2 separate regions of the Homo sapiens genome follow, and region 1 is linked to region 2. The links are chromatin loops, found by intact Hi-C in ENCODE. Cell type or tissue: Caco-2. All regions are shown on one strand. Each heading gives the region's core, and the rest is flanking DNA. Links, peaks and the distances in the headings are about the cores only.

What was found. A loop is a pair of places that touch in the nucleus more often than their neighbours do. Peaks named below come from ENCODE experiments on the same cell type or tissue, not always from the same donor. Only the 100,000 strongest peaks of a DNase experiment are listed, where the experiment ranks them.
Region 1: a loop joins it to region 2, with 18 times the contacts of the local background. A loop is called at or near these places in 8 of 110 quality-filtered maps.

The regions. Positions count from the first base shown.
Region 1 is chr12:45,125,208-45,136,763 of GRCh38, reverse strand. No RefSeq gene overlaps it. Among named protein-coding and RNA genes, the nearest start is that of DBX2, 80 kb to the right of the region's middle. RefSeq lists an enhancer at 5,674-5,723. In Caco-2, for the core only: a CTCF peak has its summit at 5,776 (motif pointing left); a DNase peak (open chromatin) is centred at 5,773.
Region 2 is chr12:45,383,274-45,394,829 of GRCh38, reverse strand. It overlaps ANO6 (anoctamin 6), which reads right to left. Exons shown (of 20, transcript NM_001025356.3): 11 at 6,527-6,669; 12 at 4,332-4,409. It overlaps LOC105369743 (a long non-coding RNA gene), which reads left to right. Exons shown (of 7, transcript XR_944886.3): 7 at 4,062-4,138. Among named protein-coding and RNA genes, the nearest start is that of ANO6, 170 kb to the right of the region's middle. In Caco-2, for the core only: CTCF peaks have their summits at 5,858 and 6,084 (motif pointing right); a DNase peak (open chromatin) is centred at 6,089.

The DNA of each region.
Region 1 (11,556 bases), core at 1,516-9,515, 260 kb after region 2:
CTTTGCTGAATTTACTTATCAGCTTAAGGAGATTTTGGGCTGAGACAATGGGGTTTTCTAAATATACAATCATGTCATCTGCAAACAGGGACAATTTGACTTCCTCTTTTCCTAATTGAATACCCTTTATTTCTTTCTCTTGCTTGATTGCCCTGGCCAGAAATTCCAATACTATGTTGAATAGGAGCAGTGAGAGAGGGCATCCTCGTCTTGTGCCGGTTTTCAAAGGGAATGCTTCCAGTTTTTGGCCATTTAGTATAATATTGGCTTTGGGTTTGTCATAAATAGCTCTTATTATTTTGAGATACGTTCCATCAATGCCTAGTTTATTGAGAGTTTTTTAGCATGAAGGGCTGTTGAATTTTACTGAAGGCCTTTTCTGCATCTATTGAGATAATCATGTGGTTTTTGTCATTGATTCTGTTTATGTGATGGATTATGTTTATTGATTTGTGTATGTTGAACCAGCCTTGCATCCCAGAGATGCAAGCTGACTTGATCATGCTGGATAAGCTCTTTGATGTGCTGCTGGATTCAGTTTGCCAGTATTTTATTGAGGATTGTTGCATTGATGTTCATTAGGGATATTTGCCTGAAATTTTCTTTTTTTGTTGTGTCTCTGCCAGGTTTTGGTGTCAGGGTGATGCTAGCCTCATAAAATGAGTCAGGGAGGATCCCCTCTTTTTCTATTGTTTGGAATAGTTTCAGGAGGAATGGTACCAGCTCCTCTTTGTACCTCTTATAGAATTTGGCTGTGAATCTGTCTGGTCTTGGACTTTTCTTGATTGGTAGGGTATTAATTGCTGCCTCAATTTCAGAACTTGTTGGTCTATTCAGGGATTCAACTTCTTCCTGGTTAGTCTTCGGAGGGTGTCTGTGTCCAGGAATTTATCCATTTGTTGTAGATTTTCTAGTTTATTTGTGTAGAGGTGTTTATAGTATTCTCTGATGGTAGTTTGTATTTCTGTGAGATTGGTGGTGATATCCCCTTTATCATTTCTTATTGTGTCTATTTGATTCTTCTCTCTTTTCTTCTTTATTAGTCTGGCTAGCAGTCTATCTATCTTGTTGATCTTTTCAAAAATCCAGCTCCTAGATTCATTGATTTTTTGAAGGGTTTTTCGTGTCTCTATCTTCTTCCGTTCTGCTCTGATCTTAGTTATTTCTTGCCTTCTGCTAGCTTTTGAATTTGTTTGCTCTTGCTTCTTTAGTTATTTTAATTGTGATGTTAGGGTGTTGATTTTAGATCTTTCCTACTTTCCTTTGTAGGCATTTAGTGCTATACATTTCCCTCTGCACACCACTTTAAATGTGTCCCAGAGATTCTGGTACATTGTGTCTTTCTTCTCATTTGTTTCAAAGAACATCTTTATTTCTGCCTTCATTCTGTTATGTACCCAGTAGTCATTCAGGAGCAGGTTGTTCACTTTCTATGTAGTTGTGTGGTTTTGAATGAGTTTCTTAATTCTGAGTTCTAATTTGATTGCACTGTGGTCTGAGAGACTGTTATGATTTCCATTCTTTTGCATTTGCTGAGGAGTGTTTTATTTCCAATTATGTGGTCAATTTTAGAATAAGTGCAATGTGGTGCTGAGAAGAATGTATATTCTGTTGATTTGGGGTGGATAGCTCTGTAGATGTCTATTAGATTTGCTTGGTCCAGAGCTGAGTTCAGGTGCCTGGATATCCTTGTTAATTTTCTGTCTCGTTGAACTGTCAAATATTGACAGTGGGGTATTAAAGTCTCCCACTATTGTTGTGTGGGAGTCTAAGTCTCTTTGTAGGCCTCAAATAACTTGCTTTATGAATCTGGGTGCTCCCGTATTGGGTGCATATATATTTAGGATAGTTAGCTCTTCTTGTTGCATTGATCCCTTTACCATTATGTAATGCCCTTCTTTGTCTCTTTTTATCTCTGTTGGTTTAAAGTCTGTTTTATCAGAGACTAGGATTGCAACAGCTGCTTTTTTTTTTTCTTTCCATTTGCTGGGTAAATATTCCTCCATCCCTTTATTTTGAGCCTATTTGTGTCTCTGCACATGAGATGGGTCTCCTGAATACAGCACACCGATGGGTCTTGACTCTTTATCCAGTTTGCTACTCTGTGTCTTTTAATTGGTGCATTTATCCCATTTACATTTAAGGTTAATATTGTTATGTGTGAATTTGATCCTGTCATTATGATGCTAGCTGATTATTTTGTACATTAGTTGATGTAGTTTCTTCATAGCTTCAATGGTCTTTACAATTTGGTATGTTTTTGCAGTGGCTGGTACCAGTTATTCCTTTTCATGTTCAGTGCTTCCTTCAGGAGCTCTTGTAGGGAAGTCCTGGTGGTGACAAAATCTCTCAGCATTTGCTTGTCTGTAAAAGATTTTATTTCTCCTTCACTTATGAAGCTTAGTTTGGCTGGATATGAAATTCTGGGTTGAAAATTCTTTTCTTTAAGAATGTTGAATATTGGCCCCCACTCTCTTCTGGCTCGTAGGTTTTCTGCCCAGAGATCCACTGTTAGTCTGATGGGCTTCCCTTTGTGGGTAACCTGACCTTTCTCTCTGACTGCCCTTAACATTTTTTCCTTCATTTCAACCTTGGTGAATCTGATGATTATGTGTCTTGGGGTTGTTCTTCTCAAGGAGTATCTTTGTGGTGTTCTCTGTATTTCCTGAATTTGAATGTTGGCCTGCCTTGCTAGGTTGGGGAAGTTCTCCTGGATAATATCCTGAAGAGTGTTTTCCAACTTGGTTCAATTCTCCCTGTCACTTTCAGGTACACCAATCAAACATAGAGTTGGTCTTTTCACATAGTCCCATACTTCTTGGAGGCTTTGTTCGTTTCTTTTCACTCTTTCTTCTCTAATCTGGTTTTCTCACTTTATTTCATTGTGTTGATCTTCAATCCCTGATATCTTTTCTTCCGCTTGATCAGTTTGGTTATTGATACTTGTGTATGCTTCATGAAGTTCTCACGCTGCATTTTTCAGCTCCATCAGGTCATTTATGTTCTTTTCTATACTAGTGATTCGTCTAACCTTTTTTCAAGGTTCTTAGCTTCCTTGCTTTGGGTTAGAACATGCTCCTTTAGCTCGGAGGAGTTTGTTATTACCCACTTTCTGAAGCCTACTTCTGTCAATTCGTCAAACTCATTCTCTGTCCAGTTTTGTTCCCTTGCTGGTGAGGAGTTGTGATCCTTTGGAGGAGAAGAGGCATACTAAGTTTTGGAATTTTCAGCGTTTTTGCCCTGGTTTCTCCCCATCTTTGTGGATTTATCTACCTTTGGTCTTTGAAGTTGGTGACCTTTGGATGGGGTCTCTGAGTGGACGTCCTTTTTGTTGATGTTGATACTATTCCTTTCTGTTAGTTAGTTTTCCTCCTAACAGTCAGGCCCTTCTGCTGCAGGTCTGCTGGAGTTTGCTGTCTCCGGCAGAGGCTGTAGACCAGCAAAGATTGCTGCCTGTTCCTTCCTCTGGAAGCTTCCTCCCTGAGGGGCACCCGCCACATGCCAGCCAGGGCTCTTCTGTATGAGGTGTCTGTCCGCCCCTACTGGGAGGTGTCTTCTAGTCAGGACACATGGGGGTCAGGGATCCAATTGAGGAGGCAGTCTGTCCCTTATCAGAGCTCAAACACTGTGCTGGTAGATCCATTGTTCTCTTCAGAGCTACCAGGTAGGGATGTTTAAGTTTGCTGAAGCTGCACCCACAACCGCCCCTTCCCCCAGTCCCTGACTGGGGCTGCTGCCTTTTTGTTTTCAGAGATGCCCTGCCCAGAGAGGAGACAGTCTGGCCACAGCTGACTTGCTGAGCTTGGGTGGGCTTTGCCGAGTTCAAACTTCCTGGTGGCTTTCTTTACACTGTGAGGGTGAAACTGTCTACTCAAGCCTCAGCAATGGTGGATTCCCCTCCCCCTACCAAGCTCAAGCATCCTAGGTTGAGCTCATACTGTTGAGCACAGCTCTGCTGTGCTGGCAGGCAGAATTTCAAGCCAGTGGATCGTAGCTTGCTGGACTCCATGGGGGTGGGACCTGCCAAGCCAGACTTCTTGGCTCCCTGGCTTCAGCCCCCCTTTGCAGGGGAGTGAATGGTTCTGTCTTGTTGGTGTTCCAGGTTCCACTGGGGTATGAAGAAAGATTCCTGTGGCTAGCTCAGTGTCTGCCCAAATGGCTTCCCAGTTTTGTGCTGGAAACCCAGGGCCCTGGTGGTGTAGGCACCAGAAGTAATCTCCTGGTCTGGAGTTGCCAAGACTGTAGGGAAAGTGCAGTATCTGTGTGAGAGTGCACGGTATAGTCCCTAATGGCTTCCCTTGGCTGGGACAGGGAGTTCCCGGACCCCTTGCACTTCCCCACCCTGCTTTCGCTCGCCCTCCTTGGGCTGCACCACTGTCCAGCCAGTTTCAATCAGATGAACCAGGTAACTCAGTTGGAAATGCAGAAATCACCTGCCTTCTGCGTCGATCTCGCTGGGAGCTGCAGACCTGAGCTCTTCCTGTTTGACCATCTTGCCAGCAACCCCCAAGTACTATAAAACATTTCAAATGCACATAAAAACAGAATAGTACAATAATCCTCACATACTCATCAGCCAGAATCAACAATTATTAAAACTGTGGCACACTGCACTATGTACTTTTTTCTTTGTTGAAATATTTTAAAAGGCATATCCTACACTTAAAATCATTTTGCCTCTACACACTTCAATATGGATTGAGGGACAAGCTATTAAATGCCATCAACATTCTTCTAAGAGGTGTAGAATGTATTCTCCAGGTTCCTCACTTTCCAAATTCATTTATACACATCCCACACATTTAGTGTCTAAATGTTGAACTCAACTATATAAATTATAAATTAAACAAATCAATCGATTGTGTTCACTCTAATATCTGGAAGAAAAAAGTCAACATAATTTAAAAATCAATCTATGAGTCAACAGATTTATTGAGTGGTGAATCAGCTGGATGGAGGGGCTGGGAAACCCAGCTGGGATGGCTGCTGCTTCTCCAGTAGGCTGCTACAGAGCAGGAGACTCTGACTTCCTCCTTCCCCAACCATGTCACTAGAGTGACTGTGATGGAAGCCCTGGTCCCTCCTGCACTGTTTCTACTCAGCTGTGCAGAAATCTGCTGCCTTCCACAATGAAGCCATTCTCTAAGACCAGCCAGAGTCCCACCTACTGAAAGACTGTAGTGAAGTCATTCCTAATTATGCCTTCCAGTTAGCACTGTCTTCAGCACACAATTGAGCAATTACTGCTTCATGCATACATCTTACCTTCCTGGGTGGACTGCAAGACATCAAGGATAAGAACTATGTTTTGCCTTCTATAATGTAACTTAAAGTGCCCAATAATGATGGCATAGCAGGCACTCAATATATATTAAGGGGCAAATGCAGCTCAGCTTGAACTTTCACTGGGCTGAAGTTGCTTAGTGTCAATTTTTCTGCTTAGAATCAACTCATAAGAGAGAGAAAAGAAAAAAAAACCCTGCAGAGGCATTTTTGCCTAAGAATGTGGATAAAAAGACATGCTGCACTGTCTTTCATCCATCTACTTGTGCAGCCTGCCCTACAAGTCCACTTAAACCCTGTCCATTTTGCCTTTGCTTGAACAATGTAAAATGTCTTTTTCTTTTTCTTCCCTTGTGCAAATGACTAAGGCAATTGTTTGTTGTTGGCAGGTACTGCGGTATGACCGCATGTTTAAGAGTCCTAAAACCCTATGTAAGAAGTCAGTCCCTAACTGAACCCATACCCAAATCAACAGGCTCATTCCTGCGGCAGCACCATGGTGCCACCAAGTGGACAGCTTTTGAACAATTAAACTCACTGTGAACTGGCAAATCATTTTGGAACTGGAGCATTTATGGCCCACTCACTTAAGTAAGTGAGTTGTAGATTTTATACTCTTTAATCTTATACCTTGTATGTTTGATGAATTCTAACAATTGCTTCACATGTGCTTCTTGAAATTTTATTCTCTTTAACTCCTATTTGTGATTTAAGAAAATTCTTAATGAAAACATTTATGATGTACAATAACATGGGCACTTACCTTTCCTTTCACTATATTTTGAGAGAAAACAAGTTCTCCATTTTATCTGGGTCAGTTTTTAAAAGATTAATTATATTTCCTAGGGAAGTCTACTTAAAGGGGAAGAATGCTTGCTTCTATGATATATATGTTGGCTATGTGCTGTTTTATTGTTTGACACTTTCTGCAGTTAATCTTACATCTTGCTGTTCAGAACATCAAACAAATGGTGCTGGTGCAATTGAACATCCATCTACAGAAAATAAACCCAACTGTTACCTTGAACCATAAACAAAAATTAACTTGAAAAGGATCTGATTGTCACAAACACTTTAAGCCCCAGCTGACTGCCCACTTTGAGAAAATCCTTGAAGAAGCAAAGGCAGTTCTAGCACACTTTACTCTCTTTTACTTACCTGAAGCTAAAAGTATCTCACCTACATTTTCCTCAGTGGAGACCCCATATGATGAATTTTCTTTTTTAAAAAATAAAAAGGTATTTGTTTATTTCAATATTAAATATTTCTTTCTCTTTTTTTTTCCCCTGAGACAGAGTTTTGCTCTTGTTGCCCAAGCTGGAGTGCAACAGCATGATCTTGGCTCACTGCAGCCTCTGCCTCCCAGGTTCAAGTGATTCTCTTGCCTCGGCCTCCCAAGTTGCTGGAATTACAGGTGCATGCCACCACACCTGGCTAATTTTTTTTTTTTTTTTTGTATTTTTAGTAGAGACGGGGTTTCACCATGTTGGTCAGGCTGGTCTCAAACTCCTGACCTCAAGTGATCCACCTGCCTTGGCCTCCCAAAGTGCTGGGATTACAGGCATGAGCCACCGTAACTGGCCACTTATTAAATATTTCTAAAAGTCTATCTTGGCTCTATATAACTTAGGGAAGTATATAGTTTTATCTTATATGGGAGGATTAAAAAGAATTTAATTTATATCCCATAAAACATTCATAAAATGTAGGCAAGTGCATTGGACTAGCAGCCGTGAGATACAAAGTCTACTCTCAGGGATGGATGTTTCTTTCTTTCTCTTTCTTTTTCTTTCTTTTCTTTTCTTTTCTATTCTTTCTCTTTCTTTCTCTCTTTCTTTCTTTCTCTCTCTCTCTTTCTTTCTTTCTTCTCTTTCTCTCTCTCCCTACCTCCCTCCCTCCCTCCCTTCCTTTCTTCCCTCCCTCCTTCTTTCCTTCTTTTCTTTTCTTTTCTCTCCCTCTTTTTTTTTTTTTTTTTTTTTTTTTTTTTGAGACGAAGTCTCCCTGTGTCGCCCAGGCTGGAGTGCAGTGGTGCGATCTCAGCTCACTGCAAGCTCCGCCTCCCAGGTTCACACCATTCCCCTGCCTCAGCCTCCCGAGTAGCTGGGACTACAGGCGCCCGCCAGCACGCCCAGCTAATTTTTTTGTATTTTTTAGTAGAGACGGAGTTTCACCGTGTGTTAGCCAGGATGGTCTTGATCTCCTGATCTCATGATCTGCCCGCCTCGGCCTCCAAAAGTGCTGGGATTACAGGCGTGAGCCACGGCGCCCGGCCTCCTTTTCTTTTTTCTTTGCTTTTTTTTTTTCTTTTCTTTGCTTTGCTTTGCTTTTGATAGAGGTCTTGCTGTGTTGCCTAGGCTGGTCTCCTGGGCTCAAGCAATCCTCTCGCCTCAGCCTCCCTCCCACCTCAGCCTCCCGAGTAGCTGGGATTACAGGTGCACCCAGCTCCAGGGCTGTTTCAAATCACTAGTGTGGCCACATATAAGACACTTAAGACTCTCTCTTAGTTTCCACTTTTGTAAAATGAGGTAGTTAATGCCCCCCTCTAAAAAAATTTGTGTATTCCTAAGAGCATTTGTTCTGCTGTTAATAAGGAGGCCGGGCAGGATCTTTTAAATTCTTTCCTTGTCTCCTGTTTGTTTTTCATGACTGTGCATATTTGCAAGTTATTATACTTACAAAATGAACTCTTTACTTAAAAGCTGTTATTCTTGACACCTGAAACTAATTTTAATGGACACTTGTGGAACATTTCTCAGAGCTATATATTTCTTTCACATTTTCTAAATGCATATTACAACAAATGTATTTCTATATTTTTGCCAAATTTCAAATATGTTTAAATAATAGCTTCAGAACCATATATCCGAAATGTACTATTTAAAAATACCTACACTATTTTCCATAAAAGGAAAGGCACAGATTGACCTCAGTGCATTGCATCTTGACCCACCATGCCAGGGTGAATGCCACCACACATAAGATCTGCAGGTATAAAAGAGGCATGAAGATGTAGTGAGCATGCATTGGACAAGCAATAAGAAGCCTTGGATTTCATTCAGCCTGAATCTACTACATCTAAGCGCCTGAGCTTGTGGAAAATCACTTGATGGGTTTGAGCCTCTGTTTCCTTATGTGTAAAATGGTGATAATAAATCCTACCTAATACATTTGGTTGTTCTAAGGGTCAAATGAAATAAGGTTCAAGGAAGTGTGCTGAAACTCTGAAGGGCAACTGTGATGGAAATCTTTTGTTTAGTAGGAGGAAATTAAAAAGGATTAGGAAGGTGGGGGAATACCATAATCAAGGGTGATTTAGAACCATTAGCAAAAAGTAATTGTGTTCTCTTGTAGAATTGTCAGAGCCATGAGCTCTTCCTCATCCCTTTCTCCTTGTTATGTGAATGATGGGAGCAGACACGACCTTCTGTCCATGATCCATTTAGTTCAGATAATAGGAAAGGATGTTGCAGTCTAAGGATCAACAGAACAATAGAAGAACAAGGGGGAGAAAGAGGGCAGAAGAGGAGGGGGACAGAAATCAACATTACATTATCATGGTGGCGAGTCAGACATGGTGGCAACCACTGTGTGTACTGTTTTTTTTTTTTTCATGCAGAGATGGCTTTTGGATTCCCAGTGGTAGGAAGAGAAGCTTAAATGGATGAATACAAAATAATTATTAAAAAATGAAATAGAGAATTATTAGGAATTTTCTCTTTTAAAAAAGAGGAGGTCTGTAGTCTTTAAAAATGTCAGCATCATAAAAGACGAAGAAAGGCTGTGGAAGTGTTCTAGATAAAAGGAGACTATAAAATACATAACAAATAAATACTTGATCTAGGCTGAGATCTGTACTGGAGGAGAAAAAAAATGCTATAAAGGACATTACTATCTCAATTGACAAGATTGGAATATGGATGGCAAATTAGATAAAAGTACTGTATCAATGCCAAATTTACTAAAGTTGAAAATTGTACTATAGTTATAAATATAGTAAGCAAATACTCCTATTGTTAGGAAACACACTGAATTATTTAGGAATGATGGGCCATGATGATGTAACTAATCTTTAAACTGTTCAGGAATAAAAATATTGAGAGAGAGGGAGAGAGAAAGCAAAAGGGTGAGAAAATGGGGTGAAAATGGGGTAAAAAATGGGCATAAAAATGTTATAATAACATTTAACATCTATATGGCTCTTAGTCATTTATGAAGTACTTTGACATACTTTGTTTTCTTTAATCCTCATTAAGAAAGCCCCATTTTACCAATAAGGAAACTGACAATCAGAGATTTCTTGTGAGACTTTGGCTAAATCATGTTTGTATCTTCATTGCCTCTCTTGGTGAATGCATGAAGGAAGGAAGGCAGGGATGATGAATTGACTTGTCCCAATTCACAGACCTAGAGTTGCAAAGATAGGACTGAGAACTACAGTTCGATACCTTTTTACTACTTTGCAGCTGTTAAGTACTACACAACACACTCAAATCTTTGCAGCTGTTAAATACCACACAACACATCCAAATCATAGATCAGGATTAGCCATTATTTAGTTACTCTTTGGTGATTCACAAGTCATATAATCTTACAGTGCCTTAAGCTTTAACTTTTTGTAGGCCAGTTATCACCCTGTAGCTAAGGGAAATGCCAGTTGAAAAAACGTTAAATTCTGGAAGAGTGAGACTTATCTTGCAGTAAACCTCAATACATTGCTTTTGCAGGAGATGCTATTTAATCCAACAAGGTAAAATTATTTTATACAGACATTTTGCCTAAGCATAGGAATGAAAAAGATGTTATCAAGGTATCTATACTGCTTATTTTGGTGGTAAACCTTACCCCCAGTATGAAATATTGTGTACTGTTATGTTGAGCACTTCAAATCTTTTTTTATTTTTTATTCTCAGCATTTGAATGAAAATCCTAGATAGCTAAAGGATTTTTTTCTCACAGGTGAAGAAGAAGCACATTATCAGCAGCAGAAATGGTTTCTGGGAATTTATTATCAGTCATCTTTGTTTTAATCAGTGCCAAGTATTTTTTGACATTTGCTGAACTTGGTTTCCTTTTAAAGTGCAAGAAGTTGTCATAATTAAAAGCAATGGCAGCACATAAATGAAGAAAAATGGAAGTATTCAAAATGAGAATGGAATCCTAGGCTGCAGGTGCTGGGAAAGACTGCCTAGTCTAAGCACACATACCTGGGTGATGAAGAAAATCAGGTATCAGTGACAGCTGTGAGAATATGTCATGACTCAGTCTACATTCATGGGTGAGTCTTTAGTCAACCTGTTGACCCGCCTTTTTTAAATTGAGTAATGAATCCACTTCTGGATACTCATGTGGAGATGTGTTACAGTTGGGAGATGACAGAAATGTCATCGTGGAAAAATAGCTGGGCATTTGACAAGGCTTGAAATGTGATTATACCAACTGACTGCTGCTTGGTAATCAAACTTCAAATGAGCAGTACTTTGGGGCAAACAGACATGGCTCATGACTCCCCAGTCTGCATTCAGCTCTCCATCCCTCCTCTGATATATTGTATTGCTCTGCTCACCAGGAAATTAAAAATCAGAGGCCAGTTGATTCTTCTTACTTTTTTTTGAGACAGGGGTCTTGCTATGTTGCCCAGGCTGGTCTTCAACTCCTGGGCTCAAGCCTCTACCTTCTGAGTAGCTGGGATTACAAATGCCCACTAGTGTGCCCAGAGCAAGAGAATTCTTAATGCTTAGCCAAAAGCAAATGTTTTAAGCAGTATTTTTATATACATTCCTATTTGAGTAATTAATAGCAAGATAATCTTCTCTGGCAAGTTATCCATCCTTCATGAGTATTCCGCTTGTAATTAGAAGCTTGTGCCGATGTGAGCAGACAAGCCTATAGGGCTCATTTTCAGGAGAGAAAATTTATTCCTTAATTCAGTATACCTTATTCAGTGTATTTTTATTGTTCGGTAAACATAGTACCTACCGCATGCCATGGATTAAAGATTCAAAGTGAATAAACTGACTCCCTGCTTTTTATAATTGGAAGGACAGATAATTAAACATGATTACATATGGACACAAAACATTATATACACTAAGATAGGATAGAGTGGGCACATGTTTCTATGGGAGAATTTTTGATAGGCACCTAACCTACCCTTTAATAGTCACTTGACCCCTTTGCAGATGAGGGAAAGGTCTGGGGGAGAAGACAGTTAAGCAGAGCATTTAAGCGCACATATAAGCCAGAAAAGGGGAACAGAAGAGAAGAGAAAAATCT
Region 2 (11,556 bases), core at 2,173-10,172:
TCAGAGATTCTGGCATGTTGCGTCTTTGTTCTCATTGGTTTCAAAGAACATCTTTATTTCTGCCTTCATTTCATTATGTACCCAGTAGTCATTCAGGAGCAGGTTGTTCAGTTTCCATGTAGTTGTGCAGTTTTGAATGAGTTTCTTAATCCTGAGTTCTAGTTTGATTGCACTGTGGTCTGAGAGACAGTTTGTTGTGATTTCTGTTCTTTCACATTTGCTGAGGAGTGCTTTACTTCCAATTATGTGGTCAATTTTAGAATAAATGTGATGTGGTGCTGAGAAGAATGTATATTCTGTTGTTTTTGGGTGGAGAGTTCTGTAGATGTCCATTAGGTCTGCTTGTTGCAGATCTGAGTTCAGGTCCTGGATATCCTTGTTAACCTTCTGTCTTGTTGATCTAATATTGACAGTGGGGTGTTAAAGTCTCCCATGATTATTGTGTGGGAGTCTAAGTCTCTTTGCAGGTCTCTAAGGACTTGCTTTATGAATCTGGGTGCTCCTTTATTGGGTACATGTATATTTAGGATTCTTAGCTCTTCTTGTTGAATTGATCCCTTTACCATTACATAATGGCCTATTTTGTCTCTCTTTTGATCTTTGTTGGTTTAAAGTCTGCTTTATGAGAGACTAGGATTGCAACCCCTGCTTTTTTTTGCTTTCCATTTGCTTGGTAGATCTTCCTCCATCCCTTTATTTTGAGCCTATATGTGTCTTTGCACATGAGATGGGTCTCCTCAATTCAGCACACTGATGGGTCTTGACTCTTTATCCAATCTGCCAGTCTGTGTCTTTTAATTGGGGCATTTAGCCCATTTACGTTTAAGTTTAATATTGTTATGTGTGAATTTGATCCTGTCATTATGACATTCGCTGCTTATTCTGCCCGTTAATTAAAGCAGTTTCTTCATAGGATCGACGGTCTTTACAATTTGGCATGTTTTTGCTGGGGCTGGTACCGGTTGTTCCTTTCCATGTTTAGTGCTTGTTTCAGGAGCTCTTGTAAGGCAGGCCTGGTGGTGACAAAATGTCTCAGCATTTGCTTGTCTGTAAAGGATTTTATTTCTCCTTCACTTATGAAGCTTAGTTTGGCTGGATATGAAATTCTGGGTTGAAAATTCTTTTCTTTAAGAATGTTGAATATTGGCCCCCACTCTCTTCTGGCTCGTAGGGTTTCTGCCAAGAGATGTGCTGTTAGTCTGATGGGCTTCCCTTTGTGGGTAACTCGGCCTTTCTCTCTGGCTGCCCTTAACACTTTTTCCTTCATTTCAACCTTGGTGAATCTGACAATTATGTGTCTTGGGGTTGCTCTTCTCAAGGAGTATCTTTGTGGTGTTCTCTGTATTTCCTGAATTTGAATGTTGGCCTGCCTTGCTAGGTTGGGGAAGGTCTCCTGGATAATATCCTGCAGAGTGTTTTCCAACTTGGTTCCATTCTCTCTGTCACTTTCAGATACGCCAATCAAACACATATTTGGTCTTTTCACATAGTCCCATATTTCTTGGAGGCTTTGTTCGTTGCTTTTTACTTTTTCCTCTAACCTTGTCTTCTCTCTTTATTTCATTAATTTGATCTTCAATCACTGATACCCTTTCTTCCACTTGATCGAATTGGCTACTGAAGCTTGTGCATGCAACACAAAGTTCCCGTGCCATGGTTTTCAGCTCCATCAGGTCATTTAAGGTCTTCTCTACATTGTTTATTCTAGTTAGCCATTTGTCTAACGTTTTTTCAAGATTTTTAGCTTCCTTGCGATGGGTTAGAACATTATCTTTTAGCTAAGAGAAGTCTGTTATTACCGACCTTCTGAAGCCTACTTCTGTCAACTTGTCAAAGTCATTCTCTGTCCAGCTTTGTTCCGTTGCTGGCGAGGAGCTGTGATCCTCTGGAGGGGAAGAGATGCTCTGATTTTTATAATTTTCAGCTTTTCTGCTGGTTTCTCCTCATCTTTGTGGTTTTATCTACCTTTGGTCTTTGATGTTGGTGACCTACAGATGGGGTTTTGGTGTAGATGACCTTTTTGTTGATGTTAATGCTATTCCTTTCTGTCTGTCTGTTTTCCTTCTAACAGTCAGGTCCCTCAGCTGCAGGTCTGTTGGAGTTCCACTCCAGACCCTGTTTGCCTGGGTATCACCAGCGGAGGCTGCAGAACAGCAAATATTGCTGCCTGATCCTTCCTCTGGAAGCTTCGTCCCAGAGAGGTAGCACCCTATATGAGGTGTCTGTCGGCCCCCAGTGGTAGGTGTTTCCCAGTTAGGCTACACGGGGGTCAGGGACCCATTTGAGGAGGCAGTCTGTCCGTTCTCAGAGCTCAAACGCTGTGCTGGGAGAACCACTGCTCTCTTCAGAGCTGTCAGACAGGGACATTTAAGTCTGCAGAAGTTTCTGCTGCCTTTTGTTCAGCTATGCCCTGCCCACAGAGGTGGAGTCTGGATGCATTAGGCCTTGTTGAGCTGCGGTGGGCTCTGCCCAGTTTGAGCTTCCTGGCCGCTTTGTTTACCTACTCAAGCCTCAGCAATGGTGGACGCCCCTCCCCTAGCTAGGCTGCCACCTCGCAGATTGATCCCAGACTGCTGCGCTAGCAGTCAGGAAGGCTCCTTGGGCATGGGACCCACTGAGCCAGGCATGGTAGAGAATCACTTTGTCTGCTGGTTGCTAAGACCTTGGGAAAAGTGCAGTATTTGGGCAGGGGGTGTCCCGTTCTTCCAGATAGTCTGTCACGGCTTCCCTTGGCTAGGAAAGGGAAATCGCCCGACCCCTTGTGCTTCCTGGGTGAGGCGATGCCCTGCCCTGCTTCAGCTCGCCCTCTGTGGGCAGCACCCACTGTACAACCAATCCCAATGAGATGAACCAGGTACCTCAGTTGGAAATGCAGAAATTACCCGTCTTCTGTGTTGATCACGCTGGGAGCAGCAGATGGGAGCTGTTCCTATTTGGCCATCTTGGCAACTTCCTTTTTAACATTTTTTTTGAGACAGAGTCTCACTCTGTCACCCAGGCTGGAGTGCAGTGGTGCAGTCTCGGCTCCCTGCAACCTCCACCTCCTAGACTCAAGCAATTCGCCTGCCTCAGTCTCCCAAGCAGCTGAGATCACAGGTGAACACCTGGCTAATTTTTGTATTTTTAGTAAAGACAGGGTTTCGCCATGTTGGCCAGGCTGATCTCGAACTCCTGACCTCAGGTGATCTGCTGCCTTGGCCTCCCAAAGTGCTGGGATTACAGGCGTGAGCCACCATGCCTGGCCTTTAATTTTTTTTTTAATGTTTTTGAAATTTATTATAGTATATGGTTTAAAGTAAGACTTTAACATTTATTGTCCCCCCAAATAGCTAACAAGTATTCCATTACTATTTATTGAATAATCTCCACTTGTCTGATGGATTTATAATGCCTCTTTTCTGACATATTACATTTTTATTGCTATCAGGGGCTATTTCTAGGCTTCATGTGCTATTCTTGAATCTGGCTCTTCTTGAGCCATTAAAACTCACACTAAATTATTACATCACTAATATGATTCCATCAATAAGCCTAAAACTAACTTAGTAAGTACTGATATTTTACAGAAAATGTGTTTCTATCTAGAATCATTCATTTAATTATCATTCATTCAGATCCTTTACAACTTTCAAGAGTTTTTATGTTTTCTTTGATAGTTCCTATTATCTTTTTGTTAAGGGTATTCCTAGACATTTTATTTATTTTTTTTTTGAGATGGAGTCTTGCTCTGTTACCCAGTCGAGTGCAGTGGTGTGATTTTCACTCACTGCAACCTCCGTCTCCTGGGTTCAAGTGACTCTCGTGCCTCAGCCTCCCGAGTAGCTGGGACTACAGGTGTGTGACACCTTGCCTGGCTAATTTTTGTATTTTCAGTAGTGACGGGGTTTCATCATGTTGGCCAGGCTGGTCTTGACTCCTGACCTCAGGTGATCCACCCACCTTGGCCTCCCAAGGTGCTTGGATTATAGGCATGAGCCACCGCCCCTGGCCAACATTTTATTTTGATTGTTGCTGTTGGAAAATTTTAGAATTCTTAATGCCTTCCATTTGGTCTTCACCAGAAACTGGAAAATCCTGAATCACTGATTTAACAGATGAGGTGAAAAGAACTAGAAGAACCTCTGTGAACAGATAAGGTATCTCGAACCTTGGGAGTTGCTCTATGTGGTGGCTAAAATAGTTATCTGGAAATATCTGTCTGTCTCTCTGAGACCATATAGTTTCCAGGCTCAGCATTTAGTTTCCTCAACATTTAAAATTAGATATTAAAAAAATCTGTTACATAATAAAAACATTTTTAATCATTCAAAACATTTTTGTGATAGAATTACCCAGAAAAAGACAGCACTGGCACAGAGGGTTATCCGTATACATTTTCCCCAGGCAGTAAAGGGAATGCGTTCTTCTTCCTAATTACAAAAACAAAAAAGTTTAGTCAATCAAGGGATTACTGTAATAAAATTATTTTTCTCCTGACTCGCCAATAAATCTTAGAATTAATTTTAAAAAATTAGTTTGCAAGCATAGTCTCCTTACTCATAATTGCACTTTTTTGTTAACAATTTCAAAGTCACACATCACAAAACATGTGCAGTGTTCATTTTAATAAGTTTTTGGAAAATGCAAGCATGAATAAACTGTTTATCGGCCACGACCCGAGCTCAGGAATCTGGGTGTCTGATGGTGCCAAGCTGCAAAGCTATACTTCTGGGCTTGTCTTAGGTTTTAGAAATCGCTGTGATGATAGCGCAGAGCACAGGCAGGACAAAAAGTTTCCTAGATGTCTGCAAATACTAGGTATCCACTATGTGTTTCTTGGTTGGGCTTTATATATTAACTTTGAATAAATTTTTAGAGGATTTCCATTTTATAGTTCATAAAAATATATTTAAATTCTTAAGAGTAGAAATCAACCCTCTACATGATTTACCTGTATTGTAAGAGCAGCCTAATAACAGCTGCAAATACTTAAGAGTATTTAACTCTGTGCCAGGCACTATTCTAAGTAGCTTCTATACATTAACTCAATCCTTAGCTGCGATCATGAGGAAACAACTGTATTATTCCCATTTTATAGATGAGGTCACTGAGGCACCGGGAAGTTAACTAATTGGTCCAAGATCACCCAACTAGTAAGTTGCTGTGGTCAGACATGAACTCTGGCATCAGAGACTTCACCATCACACTATAGGCCTCTCTAAACAAAGGGAGGGTATGTGGGCAATGAAAGTGAAACGAGGAATAACCATAAAGAAAAAGGAACCTTCACTTGCAATGTTTTAACAAGTAACACTTCAAGGGAAATTTAACTTATAAGCTGGCAATTTTAACTATAAAATTGGCAGGTTTAAATGACCAAATTGTCTTTTCTTCAGTATTTTTCCCATGTTGCTGGTATTATAAGATTTTTTAGTGCTCAAACTACTTCATAAACATCTAATTTTGTTTAAGTTTTGGCTTTCATTTCTGAATATACAATCTTTCAACAACATATGCTTTGACCCTGTCCTCTCTAGTAAACAGCAGGAACTATTCATAATGGGGATTATTTGAAGCTTTTACATTGCGAAAGACAAATGTCACTTTCTACTGGTAATTGAACCTCGTTTTTTCCCATTTGTAAAAGGAAGAGGTTGAACTGTTCCCTCTGGTTCCTTTTAGTGCCAACATTTTGTAAATCTGTGATTCAATTTATAAAACCTATAGTTGGGAACACTTTCAGACATTCTTGGTAAAAGCATTTTCTTTCCAAGAGCTATTCGTATTCAGAACCTACTGTTCTTATGCTGATGACTGCAAGTACAATCAGCTCAAAGTTTTCTGTGTTGATGGAAAGAAGCAAGAATGCAGATGATTTAAAAATCATCTTTCAGGGACTTTGGAATATTTATACAGACAGAATATAGTTTTTTATCTTTGGAGTAGTGGTAGCAGCAGCAAATCTACCTTTCCAATGACATAAAATACCTAGCACAGTACCTGAACAGAGTTGGACCTCAAAAAATACTTTCCTTCTTCCTCCATCCTTTCTCCAACTTTAGGATAAAGGCCACACTATTTTCTGCACATCCCAACCAGAAGGTGGAGCAGTGACTGAGGCTTACTGCAAGATAAAGGGGCAGCTGGTCTAGGATGAATAAGGGGCTGGAATAATGAAAGTATACGTGAAAAATTGAGAATCAACTATAAAAACCAGTGCCTCTTTCCTTATATCACTATGTCACAGTAAAAATTATTTTTTTGTATTTTTACTGTTTTTATGAAAGAAGGGGCCCCATTTATCTCCTGTGTCTACTGTTCTAAGCAGTGCTTCTTCACTTTGGCTGCACATCAGAATTACCAAAGGAGCTTTAAAAAAAACCCCTGTGCTCAGAATACCCCCAGGTTACTAAGTACCAGAGTATGTAGTGATGGAACTCAGGTATCAATATTTTTTAAGCTCCCCCAAGTGATTCTAATGTGCGGCCAAGGAGGAGAACCACAGCAGTAAGTAGATTAAACTGCACCTAAATACGACCCTGCTTACCTGAGTAATCTCATTTATCACTACGTGAGTACATCGTGCTTCGTATTCTGGTCGGGCTTGTTCTTCCTGCTGTAACTCAACAGTATCCCATTCATACTCAAGTTCTGCCTGGCGTCGCTTCCAAAACTCCAAAAACAAGGTAACTAACAGAGAGACAGAAGAGCTTGTGTGGATTTTCAATGATGACTGATGTTTCAGAAATCTGTACTGAATAATATTAATTATCCATTGTACTGGCCTGTTTTCACACTGCTATAAAGAACTACCTGGACTGGGTAATTCATAAAGGAAAGAGGTTTAATTGACTCACAGTTCTGCATGGCTGGGGAGGCCTCAGGAAACTTAAAATCATGGTGTAAGGTGAAGGGAAAGCAAAACACGTCTTACATGGCAATAGGAGAGAGAGAGCACGGAGGAAAGTGCCACAGCTTTAAACCATCAGATCTCATGAGAACTCACTCACTATCATGAGAACAGGATGGGGGAAATCCAACCCCATGATCCAATCACCTCCCACCAGGCCCCTCCCCTGACACATGGGGATTATAATTCGACATGAGATTTGGGTGGGGACACAGAGCCAAACCATATCATCCATAATACTTTTGTATATGGCAAATCAAATCTAAATTATAGGAGATACTACTATTTAAAAGGGAAAAACATGATTTTAAAGAAAAATGTTGGTAATTTACAACATTATGAAATAGACTATAGATGCTGGGAAAGGCAATGTGATGGTCAGAAGACATGTGAGTATGTCTGACACTGAAGCATATGTTCCAGCACCTTATTGCCAACTAAAACACAAATAATGATCACAGTTCCAAAGGAGCTCATGATCCATCCTTCATCTGCTTTTCCCCGTGCCCTCATTCTTGTACTCTCCTTTCCTTCCTAAGGGCCTACAGGGGAAGAGGAATACTTTAGGATGTCCCAAATAAATTAATATTCATTCATACGGAAAACTAGTATTTTTCTCAATCTTATATAATGTATGACTAAAATAATTTTTTAGGAATCATTTTTCAGAATTTTTAACTTTAAATAGTAAATAAAAACATTAAATGTTAATTGAAAAAATGCAGTTTCAGGGTAAATACCCCATGCCCTTCTTCTAATCAGACTGCGAACCCTAAGTCCTTCCTATAAAAAAATTCTGTAATCACCACTCTTCTATTTACAAACATTCTTTGAGTGTCTACTATCAGCTGGGAATAAAGAGAAAACAAGACACAGTCCCTGCTTCAAGGAGCTCCTAGGCATATGAGAATTATGCTGTCCTTGAACTGACAGGTATAGTTGATTATTAAGAGGGCTATGATAAAGGTAAGCACAGGTTGCTCTGGGCACACAGAACCAGAACATTTAACTGGGTGTTTCGGGGAAGGCCATCCCAGAGGAGGGGACCACAGTGATGAGTCCTGAGATGCCTCAGAGCTGATCAGGTGAAGGTGGTGGTGGGTGGAACACTAAGGCCACCTACCCCCAGGGAGCTGCGCATGCAAAGGCACGGAGGCCAGAGGGCCAGGTACTTTCCCAAAACTGCAAATAATCTGGTAGTAAGTGAAAGGTGTGATGGAGGTGGGGCAGCCAGGTAAGAGCTCTGCAGGGGCACATCACAAAGGGTTTTCTGTGCTTTGAAAGGAGTTTAGAGAGTTTAACGTACAGATGGAGGAGACTTTGAAGGTAGTCTAGAGTGAGACTAGGGGCAGGGAGACCTGCTGGCAGGTACATGATGCAGCAAGATCCTTGAGGGACGTTGAGAAGGCAGACGGATGGATGCAGGTATGACAGATGGATGCAGGTATGACAGAAGGATGCTAGCCAGGTTTCTGACTTAGGCAATATCCTAAATTCTAGTGGCATTCCTTGGAAATAGGAAGTGTCTTAAGAAGGTCAAGTGTGCAAGAGGAGACACCTGGTTTGGTTATGATCAGATGCAATGTATGTGGACTACTCAAGAAGAAATGTCCAGTAGATAGGTAAAAGTCTACAACATAGGAGGAAGATCTGGATTGAGATGGATTTTCATTGTTTTAAGTGGCAATTGGGGCCATGAGAGAATAAGACCATTAAATGAGATGCAGGGTAGTAATCACACCCTGGCTGCAGGTAAGAAGGACCAGGGAGCTTTTACAAAATACTGAGCCCAGGTACCACCCTGTAAATTATAAATTATGATTTTTGGTCTGGAATGGGGCCTGAGCATAGTTGTTTTGTTTGTTTTTGTTTTGTTTTGTTTTTAAGGTTTAATACGCAGTCAGGGTGGAGACTCACTGAAGTAGAGAGTGAAGAGAGCCAGAATGAAATCCTGCAGACCCTGCAGCAGGCAGCCTGAAATGCAGGAGGCAGTCTTGGGATGCACCTGTAAGGAGCAAGAATCCAACACTCCCCAATGGCAAAGACAACTGAACATGTTTAAAAGCACTCACTTCCTAGCAGTGTTTGTTTTGACTACTACTTTTCCAGTAAGTTAGAGTAGAAATAACCTGGATGTTGGAATCAGGATCAAATTGTTGAGTGTTTTATATAGAGGGTGATGGCTACTGAGAAACAACCCAGACATTTGTGCTTCTGTACCTGCCCAAGGGGAAATGAAGTGAGTATTGGCTTCTTTGTCAATGGGATGGAAATCTAGAGGGCACCATGTCCTTTTGTGGACTGACATGTGACTGGCTGGTCTTGGTGCCCAGCTGAGCCATGCTGGTCTCAGGTGGCAGATACTCCCCAAAGAGACCCTGTTGGGAGGAATGAGCCACCCATGAGCCAACCCTCCCTAGGCTGCATATGAAGCAGCATAACATACACCACCCACTTACCAAAGCCCAAGGTTCTGCATCCCCTTGATAAACTCCCATACATCTCCATCAACAGAGGACTCTACTTTTTAATCTACCAAGAATCCTACTGCCAGTATTGCATATGCCCCCACCCCTGAAGCTCCCTCAGCTCTGTCTCCCACTCTGTAATTATGCAATCATTCCAGCGGTCATGTGCATTCTCTCAGAAAGGGCCCATTTTATTCCCTTTGTCAACCCTTCTTCTGCCCTTCAAAATATTAATACATAGCACTCATGCATCCCAACCTATATCTGCTTCTAGGTCTACTGTCTATCATACCCACTGGAATGTCACCTTCACATGTGCAGGGATTTGGTTTTGTTCATAGCAGAAGCACTACGACATAGTAGGCATGTAACGAATGAATGCACTGAATGAACAAACTGAAGGAAACCACCCAGAAACTGGAGGACCCCCACCACCTGGGGAATAATCCACTCAGAGGTCCCAGCTGACTCCAACTGCTCACCTCTACACATAACCACCCACTGTCCTTACTTCCTGCTATGCTAGTCTACTTGGGCCTTCAGTACCTCCTGTACAGATGTACCTTGATTTATCGTGCTTTACAGATAGTGTTTTTATCTTCTTACAAATTGATTGTTTGTGGCAACCCCACGTTGAGCCTCTATCAATGCCATTTTTCCAACAACATGTACCCACTTTGTGTCACATTTTAGTAATTCTCACATTTCAAATTTTTCATTATTATTGTATCTTTTATAGTGGTCTGTGATAAGTGATCTTTCTTTGATGTTACTATTGTAATTGTTTTGGGGCAACATGAAGTCCACCTATGTAAGACAGCAAAATTAACAAATGTGTGTGGTCTGACCATTCCACTGACTGGCTGCTTCCCCATCTCTCTGCCTCTCTTCTGGCCTCTCTATTCTTTGAGATGCAACAGTAGTGAAATTAGGCCAATTAATAACCCTACAATGGCTTCAAGGTGTTCAAGTGAAAGCAAGACTCACACATCTCTCACTTTAAATGAAAACTAGAAATTACTAAGTTTAGTGAGGAAGGCATATCGAAAGCTAGGCCTCTTGTGCCAGTTTGCCAAGCTGTGAGTGCAAAGGAAAAGTTCTTGAAGGATATGAAAAGTACTACTCCAGTGAACACACAAATGACAAAAAAGTGAAACAACCTTATTGCTGATACGGAGAAAGTTTTAATGATCTGGATAGAAGACCAAACCAGCCACAATATTCCCTTAGACCAAAGCCTAATTCAGAGCAAGGCCAGAACCCCCTTCCACTCTATGAAGGCTGAGAGAGGTGAGGAAGCTGCAGAAGAAAAGTTTGAAGCTAGCAGAGGTTGGTTCATGAGGTTTAAGGAAAGAAATCATCTCCATAGCATAGAAGTGCAAGGTGAAGTAGCAAGTGCTAACTGGCAGCAAGTTATTCAGAAGATCTAGCTAAGATCATTGATGAAGGTAGCCACACAACAGACTTTCAAGGTAGATGAAATAGCCTCCCATTGGAAGAAGATGTCATCTGGGACTTTCACAGCTAGAGAGAAGTCAACGCCTGGCTTCAGAACTTCTAAGGACAGGCTCACTCTCTTGTTAGGGGCTAATGCAGCTGGTGACTTCATGTTGAAGCCAACGCTCTTAGATCATTCCAAAAACCCTAGGGCCTTTAAGAATTATGTGAAATCTACTCTGCCTGTAATCTAAATGGAACAATAGAGCCTAGATGACAAGCACATCTGTTTATAACATGGTGTGTTGAATTATTTTAAGCCCATTGTTCATAAAAAATTACTCTTTTAAAAAAATTACTGCTCATTGGCAATGCATCCACTCACCCAAGAACTCTGATGGAGATGTACAGAGATTAATATTGTTTTCATGGCTATGAACACAACATCCGTTCTGCAGCCCATAGATCAAGGAGTCCTTTTACATTTTATTATTTAAGAAATACATTTAGTAAGGCCACAGCTGCCATAGATAGTAATTATTTGGCTAGATGTTGGCAAAATAAGCAGAAATCTTCTGGAAAAGATTCACCATTCTAGATGTCATTAAGGACATTTATAATTCATGGGAGGAGGTGAAGATGTCAACATTAACAGAAGTTTAGAAGACGTTGATTCTAACCCTCATGGATGACTTTGAGAAGTTCAAGACTTCAGTGGAGGAAGTCACTGCAGATGTGGTAGAAAGAGCAAGAAGAACTAGA